Regions from separate parts of the Homo sapiens genome. Here region 2 is linked to region 1. A link is a contact called in ENCODE Hi-C or POLR2A ChIA-PET data. All regions are on one chromosome and are shown on one strand. The core of a region is the stretch at or near the end of the contact, and the rest is flanking DNA. Distances in the headings are between cores, read along the strand shown.

Region 1 (4,843 bases), core at 1,283-3,782:
ATCTCTAAGACATATAAAAATCATTCCTCATTGACAAAATATTGCCCCTTCTTCAAACACTTCCTCTTCTAGGAACTTTTCTCCAAATCTCCCAGCTAGATAATCTTATTTTGTGTTCTTTGTAAGGTATTAGCCCGAAATAGTATGTTAATAAAAGACGTTTTAGTTTGCACAATAGACATGTAAAGTTTACTTGGTGTGGATGCATGATCACAGTTTGATTATCTCTCCGGGGAAAGAAACACTGCCCAGATTACAAGACCAAGGACCAGGTTCTGGATTATTTGTTGTCTGCTCTTTGTAACACTGTGAGACTTCTAGGCTTCTGTTATCATACACAAATGTTAGATGAGAAAGAGCTTGAAGGTCTTAGGTAAGAGCTTGGAAGGGACAAGTGCAAAATCATTGAGCAAAGCATTTTAGAAAGGTGTCTTGTCTGATGAATCCTCTCACCTCTGTTCTTTTTGCAAAGCTCAGGAGGCCTTGGAGAGAAGATTATTGTGTTAGTTTGTTAGAACTGCCATAACAAAGTACCACAGACTGGGTGGCTTCATGAAAATATATTTTCTCACAGTTTTGAAGTGGGAAATACAAGATCAAGGTATTGGCACCATTGCTGCTTCTAAAGCCTTTCTCTTTTTCTTGTAAATGGCTGCCTTCTCTCTACGACTTCATATGGTCTTTTTGTGCCTGTCTCTGCTTATAAGGACAACAATCATATTGGATTCGGGCCTATCGTATAACCTTATTTTACCTTAATTACCTCTTTAAAGGCTCTGTCTCCAAATACAGTCACATTCTGAGGTAGTGAGGATTACAATTTTAACATATTAATTTTGAGGGGACAAAATTCAGTCCATAACAATTATGCATGACTTTGATGACCCATTTGTAGATTGAACTTGTTAAAACTTCAGAATATAAATGGGTTGTAAACTTGTAGGTGAAACGTGGCTGATGTATTCCATCAGAGAGATAGCCCTACAACATTCCAACTGGGTCCCTAAAGCTACAGATATGCTCCATTACCATCCTCAAATGCCAAAGAATGAATGAGCCATCTAGAAGTAGGCAAACAACCACATTTGCTAAAAGGCTAATGTTTCATCCATTAAATAAATGTGATACCTTTTTCTAGTCTGGTATCAATATAGAAGGCATGTGAAAAATGAGTTAGCTGAGAGTTAATTGACTGCGGAGACTCTATTTTCAGTCTCTGCCTGTATTTTTTGAATTAATATACACAGTGGGTGATTCAGCAAAAGGGTTTAAAAATAAATTCTTTATTGAAGGATCCCACCAATTTGATGTCTTCATAATTCATGAAGAGTAGACCCATAATAACTCTATTTTCTCTTCAGCTTTGAAAATAAAAGATGCCATTAGTTTAAATTAGGCTTGTATGTGGAATAATCAAGTGTATCAACAAATATAGTTTGACTCAGATGCTGTTTAAGAATAAATGCCAGAAAAGAACTGGCTATTTCTCTTAAAAAATTAAATATGAAAATTGTATTGACAAGCTAGGGTGAAAGTGTTTTAAAAAGTTGATAGACAATATATACATTTATAAAATTATGAAAACTCAAAAATGTAATAAGCAAATAGTTACTGTAGACTAGCTACTCTTTTAAAGCATACTCTTTAGAATATAAAGAAAATAGAATATAAGAAATATCATTAGAGACCTGGCTGTATTTGAATATAAAGAAAATGTCATTAGAGACCTGGCTATATTTGTAGAATACATGAGCACTCAGGATAGTTGGTGAATATGTAGGTATGGGGTTGCCAAAAAGCATCTTTGCAATGCTGTATTAGGGAGTTCCTACTTTGGCTAGAGAAGGCCCACATAGAAAGAACTATAGTGTAAAATATATTTACTTCATTTATTTATTTCCCTTGAAAAGTTCAAACCCCCAAGGAAGTAGACTGTGGATAGTATTTTATCTCCTCTAGCTGTAAGAAATGAAAGGATAGATAAGTGAATTGGATTTGTCTGAAAGCTTCTGGAGTCAGGAGGCACATGGGACTTGTGCTCAGGTGTCTATTTCCAGGCATTATTCAGCAATTTGGTCACATAATTTTCTCTAATATTAGATTTCTGCTTCCAATGGTGGGTGGCATAGTTGAAGAAAGAACTTTATGAAGACATAAGGTCTTGATCTAAACCCTAAGAAGGGAAAGAGTAAGTAAATGAGGTTATATACCTGAAGGCATACTTTTTTACTTCAGAAATTTTTATTTTCCTTCGGAGTGTATAAAATCATGTACTTTTAATCTGCAGAGTAGTTTTCATTCTAATCTACTAGTATACTTTGATAAAAGCATAATTTCATAGGTATATTACATTCGTGGGTCTCGTGTTTATGGTGGTTACGTCTTTAAAAAAAATCTAAACCTTATTTATCTACATCAGTTGTTGACTTTGCAGATCACAGAGAATACAGAGCCAGTCATGCAGAAAGTACCTGTTTGTCATCCTGAGAGTTCAGACATGAACTGTAACCAGTGGCCCATTAAGTACCTTCTCTTGTTGTTTAAAGCATATCCTAGCTTTGCAAATTAATTGTTAATGCAGAATGTTGTAACGGAGCCATGGAATGAAATTCCTGTTACTCCAGTCATAGTAGATGTTGCGTCAAGTACTCTGAGTTGTGTTCCATTGTTTTGTGATTCTGTGCTGTCGGAAAGTCTGGCCTAGAGAGTGTTTAGAAATAAGGAAATCAAGAAATAGTATGGTTTGCTTTTTTGGACTCTGTGTGTGATTTTCCATTGATAGTAATATTGTAATAATTTCTGAGAAATAAAATTCTTTTTCTTTGTTTATAAAAAAGTTACTTGTCAAAATACTCACAAATGCTTTCCATAAGAAAACATTTAACATTTTTTGCTGTAAAAGTGATTACATATACTACATTTAATGCAGTAGAGGACATTCTTGTAATATTGATACAGTAGGACAATATGCATGCCATTGACTATTGTTAACAGTCCAGTTGTGAGATGAAATCCACTATGAAACACAGTAATGTTTAATTTCATATTTAAGACAGAGCTAAATTTCAGTTTAGAAGGTTCTTATATAAAAATTTCAGGAACACCTTTATAAACCAATTAAGAAGGATTTTTGTCTTAAGGGTTTATGTGCCTGGTGTAAGATAGTTATACCTGATCTAATTTTTCTTTCTTTTTCTGATTTTTACTTCTCACATATTGTATTAATGGTGCTTGGTGTGGAAAAAAAAGATGCAGTGACATTTTCTTCTCTTATCCCTTATTTTCTACTCTAAGATACATATAATTTTGCAAATATTTATTTACCTTAATAGCTCAAACCTAGCTAACATTACAGCTAGTTAATGGGTATGATTGTAGGTACGATGAATCATTGTCTAGTAAAGAGACTGTTCAAATATGATTTTATTTTACTGGTTATTTTCCCAACAGAGAGACTCTTGGGGTGAAATAGAGCTCCAAAAAGAGTGTTTTGGGGGAGATGGGAAAGGGAGGATTGGGAGTTTTTAAAGGGAATAATCTCGTGTGGTAATAGGCATGAGGTAATAGTCATTTTGATAATATGAAACAAACAAAAAAGCTTCGAACAGGTGAGTATCTGTACAACTAGGTAGAGTGAGAACATAATGAAATCCCTAACATTTAAAACTAACGATGTAAACTGTAAATGTAATTATCTTTTAGCAAATAACTTTACATGTCAATTTTCTCAGTGGAATTTTTTGACAGTCTAAGTAGTAATGTTTGAAGCTTTGGGGACAGAATCTTTACCCCCTTCCACTTCTCATCATTCTCAGAGAATGCCGAGGGCTGGAGACATTTTTATATAGCTGATAGCAGGGAGAGCATCATTGGAAGAAGAGCTAACATTAATAATACTTACTCTGTGTCGGCCACTGTCCTCAGCACGTTAGGTAAACCCCATTTTACCTTCACAAAAAGCCTATAAAGAAGACAATATTATCCTCATCTTATATACTTACAAAAATATTTATATCATTACAAATAATTCAAATCATTATTTAAATAAATGTATTTATATTATTATAGATGATCAAATGATGCAAAAAGCACATATTACTTACTTAGCCAACCAAATATACCCAGGCTAAATTAGGATTTGAACCATGATAGTTTGGTGTCTCCGTATATTCTTTTAACTACTATATTACATTGCTCCTGGAGCCTAATATAGTGGATTCCCAAAGACATAAATGTTGATTGAACTAGGAGATTTGACATATTTAGCTTCTCATTTTTGCAGATGAAGAAACTGTGTCTTAGTGAAGTTGGGTTAAACTCTGCAGTGTTACAACACAAGGTGAGAGTCAGAGCTGGATGCAAACCCTGTTCAGTCTAGCACCAAGGTCCATGCTTTCTTCCATGAATCCACAGAGTGCGATTTACTGTGATCACAATCACATGTGATCCTCTTTTGGCTGCCTGTGACAGCCTGACAAGTTTATTTTTGAAGCTCAACCCATTGCTTACATAGGGAAGAACATTCCTAAGTTATAAAGAAGAACTGGTGAAAGGACATCATCCAGGTGTGAAATGGGAATCCAGAGCTTGTTTTCTTGGTTTATGCATGCTCAGTTGTGTGTGCCCCGATGTTCATTAGAGTGTTTTAAGTGTCTTCAATGGGTTACAATAACATGGGTTTTTTTCTCTCTCTCTCTTTCAGGTATGGAAAAATTGTATCTACAAAGGCAATTCTTGACAAAAACACAAATCAGTGCAAAGGTATGTGTAAGGGCATCCGTACCCTGAAATCTTGCCTATGCTATCTGATTAATGGTTCTTCCATTGTGGAGGTCCAGGTACC
Region 2 (4,843 bases), core at 1,714-4,213, 39 kb after region 1:
CATGAGCCACTGCACCAGGCTAATATCTAGGTTTCGAGGGATAGTGGAAGGAAGTGGGGTTACAGGAAGCTGCTACCAATCCTAGGTCTAGAGGATTGTGGCAGGAGATGGGGTTACTATTAAGTCAGAAGGTGGAGCCATCTAATGAAAGCTAGAACCATGACAGGGCTGCCAGGTGGGAGTTGGTACCAGGAGGAAACACTGTAGGAGAAAGAAAAACCTTGACTTCTCCTTTTCTTCAGTCTTTTATTCGTCTGCCAATACTACCCATTGGCCAATCCTACTGGAATCTAGTTGACAAAGGAGTCTGGAAAAGGTAGATTTGCAGGATACAGAGCATGAGACTGGTTCTATAGACCAACAGGGAGTTGGCCAGCACACATGAGGTGCTGTTTTGTGGAGCTGTCATTTAGAGGTCCTCTGAATGCAGAATTCCCATGACCCTTACTTAGTACTTCTCTTTTGCAGCATTGTCGGTGTAACAGTAGTGCTGAGCACACAGTCACTTATTATCTACTAGCACTGCTATGAGTGTCATTCATATAGTAACCTCATTAATCTTACAAGAGCCTTGTGAAGTAACAAAAACTATTATCTCAATATTCCAGATGGGGAAACTGAAGCACAGTAACATTTTCTTCAATATCACACAGTTAGTAGCAAAACCTGAATTCAAATCCAGACTACCTGGCTTCAGCGTCGATTCTCCTAACCACTACCCTCCACTGCCTCTCAAGATTTTTTTGTCTCCTTCACCTTTCTAACTCACTGAGCACCCAGTAGTGGGCACGACGTAGCAGGTGCTCATTAAATACTTGTTTGAACAAAATGATTTTCTAATTTTAATATTATGTTGTAGTTGCTTAGAATCTTAAATTTTTATAGTCACTTGGGTGTGTTTTCCAAACTGTTCTTTTTTTTTGTTTTTAATGTTTCAAAAATCCTACCTCCCAGTCTGACTGTTCATTTTTATACTTTTTCACCTTCATAGCTGAATGTTTAGTCTGGAAAGCAGCATCCACAGGGTCAAATATCCAGGGTTATTTCCTGGATATCTTCATTGGACATCTCCAATGTTACCTAGGGAAGTGATACTGCAACAAAAAATACTTCTCATTGATAGGAACAGAACCAGTTATGATTCTTGAAGCCTTAATATTATTGAGGCAAGCAGTCTTTAAACAGCTACTTTCTGTTGTCAGTCTGCTATTGATGGCTTACTAGACTTTGAAAGTTTTACATAGATGATCTCTTTTTTTCTTTTTTGCCTTTTAATAGTTGAGACAGGGTCTCACTTTGTTGCCCGGGCTGGAGTGCAGTGACATAATCATAGCTCACTGCAGCCTCTACCTGTCCAGCTCAAGCAATCCTCCCACCTCAGCCTCCTGAGTAGCTGGGATTACAGAAATTTGCCACAAATCCAGGCTAATTTTAAATTTTTTTTTGTAGAGATGAGGTCCCCGTATGTTGCCCAGGCTGGTCTTGAACTCCTGGCCACAAGCAATCCTTCTAGCTCAGCCTCCCAAAAGTGCTGAGATTATGGGTATGAGCCCCTGCGCCCAGCCCATAATCTCTTTTAAATGCCCAGTACAACCCTATGAGCTTCCTGATAAAATTTTCCAATTCACTTACTTTGTATCCTTTTTTGTTACCCAGTTCTTTTTCCAACTATTACCATGTCAAATTTCAAGATGAAGAAACAGGTTCATATACCTCAACCAGTAAGTCGCAGAAAGGGGATTTGAACTGGTATCTGTCTAACTACAAAACTTACAGAGGTTTCAGTGAAACTCAATACCCCATAACATGAAATCATGCTGTGATGAGGGAAATGCAGCTTTTCCTTATGATGCCTGAGAACTGATGATGCTTTTTTATGTACACACTGTACACTGATTTCATAAAACACTTTAACCTGGAAGATATGAGTGACTCCCTTTACATTTTTTTTTTTTTTTTTTTTTTTTTTTTTGGAGACGGAGTTTTGCTCTGTCTCCCAGGCTGGAGCGCAGTGGTGCGATCTCGGTTTACCACAATCTCCGCCTCCCGGTTTCAAGCTATTCTCCTGCCTCAGCCTCCTGAATAGCTGGGATTACAGGTGCGAACCACTGCGCCCAGCCAACTTTTGCATTTTATTTATTTATTTTTTTTAGTAGAGGCAGGGTTTCGCAATGTTGGCCAGGCTGGTCTTGAACTCCTGAGCTCAGGTGATCTGCCCTCCTTGGCCTCACAAAGTGCTGGGATTACAGGCATGAGCCATCACGACCAGCCTACATTCTGAAAAAATGACCTCTTGAGAGGCTGGGTGTGGTGGTTAATGCTGTAATCCCAGCACTTTGGGAGGCTGAGGTGGGTGGGTTGCTTGAGCCTAGCAGTTTTGGACTAGCCAGGAGAACATAGTGAGACATTGTCTCTAAAAAAAATTTTTTTTAATTAGCTGGCATGGTGGTGGCATGCATCTGTGGTCCCAGTTGTTCAGGGGGCTAAGGCAGGATTGCTTGAGCCCAGGAGTTCTAGGGTGCGGTGAGCTATGATCATGGGACCGCACTCTAGTCTGGGCTGCGGAGTAAGACGTTGTCTCTAAAGAAAGAGAAAAAAGACCTCTTCAGGCCACAGAGAGCAAAGTAAAGCATCTGAAATACATTTACCTTTTTTTCCTTTAGTGAGGAAAAACATTAACAAACATTTTAAATGTAACTGGGAAAGAACATTTAAGAAATTCATGCCCCTCTCTTGTATTCCAGCTTTCTTCTAGTTGGGTTCTGCATATGATTGTGTTATTAGGGACTATGCCTTTAAAAATGAAAAAATAAAAATAAAAAGGCCATGGTTAGCCTGTGAGCACATTTTTTTATTCTGGCTCTGGCCACAAGAACCAAGTTTGACTAGGCTCTGTATCAAAATAAAATCCAGAGAGGCATTCCTAAACTTGGACCTTTTGTCCACACTCACTTCCTGTTGACCGAGTGACATCCCTTCAGCTGGCCCTCCATCAAGCTGTTTGCACAGAATAGGGAGCAGTGTTTTCAAGGGCAGCAAATCTTGCAGCTTATTAAAAGTAGCATGGTATGCAACTCAGATGCCAGTTCTCTTTCCTTTTTGGGTTTCCTTGAGTCCAAAGGTCAATAGGAACACAGAAAAGCTCAGTGTATTGGTTTGTAATTCCACTCCCACTATGGCTCAATAGTACAATATATTCAGATCCTTGTCTCATTGAGTTCTTCAATCTTCAATCTTTGTTCCCTAAACACAGGCTTGTGTGAACATGCTATTAGCTAGCAGGGTTCAATTTCAGTATTAGGGGTTACATTCAGTTTCAAGCTCCTCACAGTTGTCTACACTGGGTATGAATCTGGAACTGCTGCCAATTTTCTTTGAGGGCATTTTAGTATCATTATCTCAGTGCTTATGCTATTATCTCTGAAGTGTTGTTTTCCAGCGATTTTCTGCCTCTAAAAAGACAGGATGGTTTAGCCATTTTATCAATGAAATTTAAGCATGTAGTGTCGCTGACTCTTGTGATTTCCTTCACTTCTTTTGTTCTACTACCTACCTGAGGAAATACTTTAATATTTCCAGTGAGAAGGCACCTTAAGGGAGTCTCTAACCGCTCAAAATGTGGTCTATAGAGGGACAGCCTGGGCATCATCTGGGAGCTTGTTGAAAATGCTCAATCTTAGGCTCCAGCCCATAAGTGCTGATGTAGATCTGAATTTTAATAAGATCCCTTCTTGTTTCACGAGCAAGGTAAAGTTTGAGAAGCAGGGGTCGGGCGCGGTGGCTCACGCCTGTAATCCCAGCACTTTGGGAGGCCGAGGCAGGTGGATCACGAGGTCAGGAGATCGAGAACATCCTGGCTAACACGGTGAAACCCCGTCTCTACTAAAAAATACAAAAAATTAGCCGGGCGTGGTGGTGGGTGCCTGTAGTCCCAGCTACTCAGGAGGCTGAGGCAGGAGAATGGCGTGAACCCGGGAGGCAGAGCTTTCAGTGAGCCGAGATCGCGCCACTGCACTCCAGCCTGGACGACAGAGCGAGACTCCATCTCAAAAAAAAAAAAAAAAAAAAAAAAAAAAAAAAAAAAAAAAAAAAAAAGTTTGAGAAGCAGTGATCTGGCCCACATCTGGTCTTCTAAGCAATTCTGAGAGGGATTTTAGAGCCTCTTTTTAATACTCCCAATAATAGAGATGCCACTGGTGTAAAATTTGCTGGACAGCTAAACTCTGCCTACTTATAATTTCTACACTTAGTCTTTATTTCATCTCTTTAGAGCAAATGGAATAAGTCTAATATGACCCATCTAATATTTAAAGATAGATAACGTTTCCCAACTCCTCACCTCCAATTCCTCCCTCTCTTTCTCTTTCTCTCTCATGTCTCTTTCATTGCCTGTTGCTTACTCTTCCCTCACCCCTCCCTTTATCTCTTTTCATGCTAAGCATTTATTTTCAGCCATTCTCTGCTTTGCCTGGCTTCCAAACTTTTCAACGTGACCATTCCTATTTTATTAATGGACTCTAGTTACCAACTTGTCAGTTTATTATATGTGTTGTAAAAAAGTGCAGGGGCTATTTAAAATTGTAGAACAGAGATCTACTGTGCTGATTCTGAAATATTTAAAAGCGTTCTCTTGGTGTCTACCAGGCCATGATATCTAGGAGGACCCAACGAGTGACAATAGGGTTTCAGACGTGATTGTTAGGTAGAGTAAAAAAAAAAAAAAAAAAAAAAAAAAAAAGATGGAAAGTAGCCACTTAAATGAGAACTATGCTAAATAGTACTAAAGCTTCAGTACTAAAATACAGAATTACAATTTGAACTTCCATTAGCTACATTCACTACC

Evidence for each region. Hi-C counts contacts between places; a loop is a spot of excess contacts on that map. ChIA-PET counts read pairs that join two places held with the same protein, here RNA polymerase II (POLR2A).
Region 2: a loop to region 1 is called in a map of PC-3, with 4 times the contacts of the local background. The contact joins two enhancer-like sites. A Hi-C loop is called at or near these places in 2 of 168 maps with a recorded cell type or tissue (IMR-90 and PC-3). POLR2A ChIA-PET finds 5 or more read pairs at or near these places in 4 of 52 experiments (H1, OCI-LY7, SK-N-SH and 1 more).

The regions. Positions count from the first base shown.
Region 1 is chr3:29,483,739-29,488,581 of GRCh38, forward strand. It overlaps RBMS3 (RNA binding motif single stranded interacting protein 3), which reads left to right. Exons shown (of 15, transcript NM_001003793.3): 3 at 4,703-4,761. Among named protein-coding and RNA genes, the nearest start is that of RBMS3-AS2, 160 kb to the right of the region's middle. Within about 2 kb of position 2,533, at least 2 of the 41 ENCODE cell types and tissues checked have a DNase peak (open chromatin) inside an H3K27ac peak, as active enhancers do.
Region 2 is chr3:29,522,473-29,527,315 of GRCh38, forward strand. The region is part of intron 3 of RBMS3 (RNA binding motif single stranded interacting protein 3); the gene reads left to right. Among named protein-coding and RNA genes, the nearest start is that of RBMS3-AS2, 120 kb to the right of the region's middle. Within about 2 kb of position 2,964, at least 14 of the 41 ENCODE cell types and tissues checked have a DNase peak (open chromatin) inside an H3K27ac peak, as active enhancers do.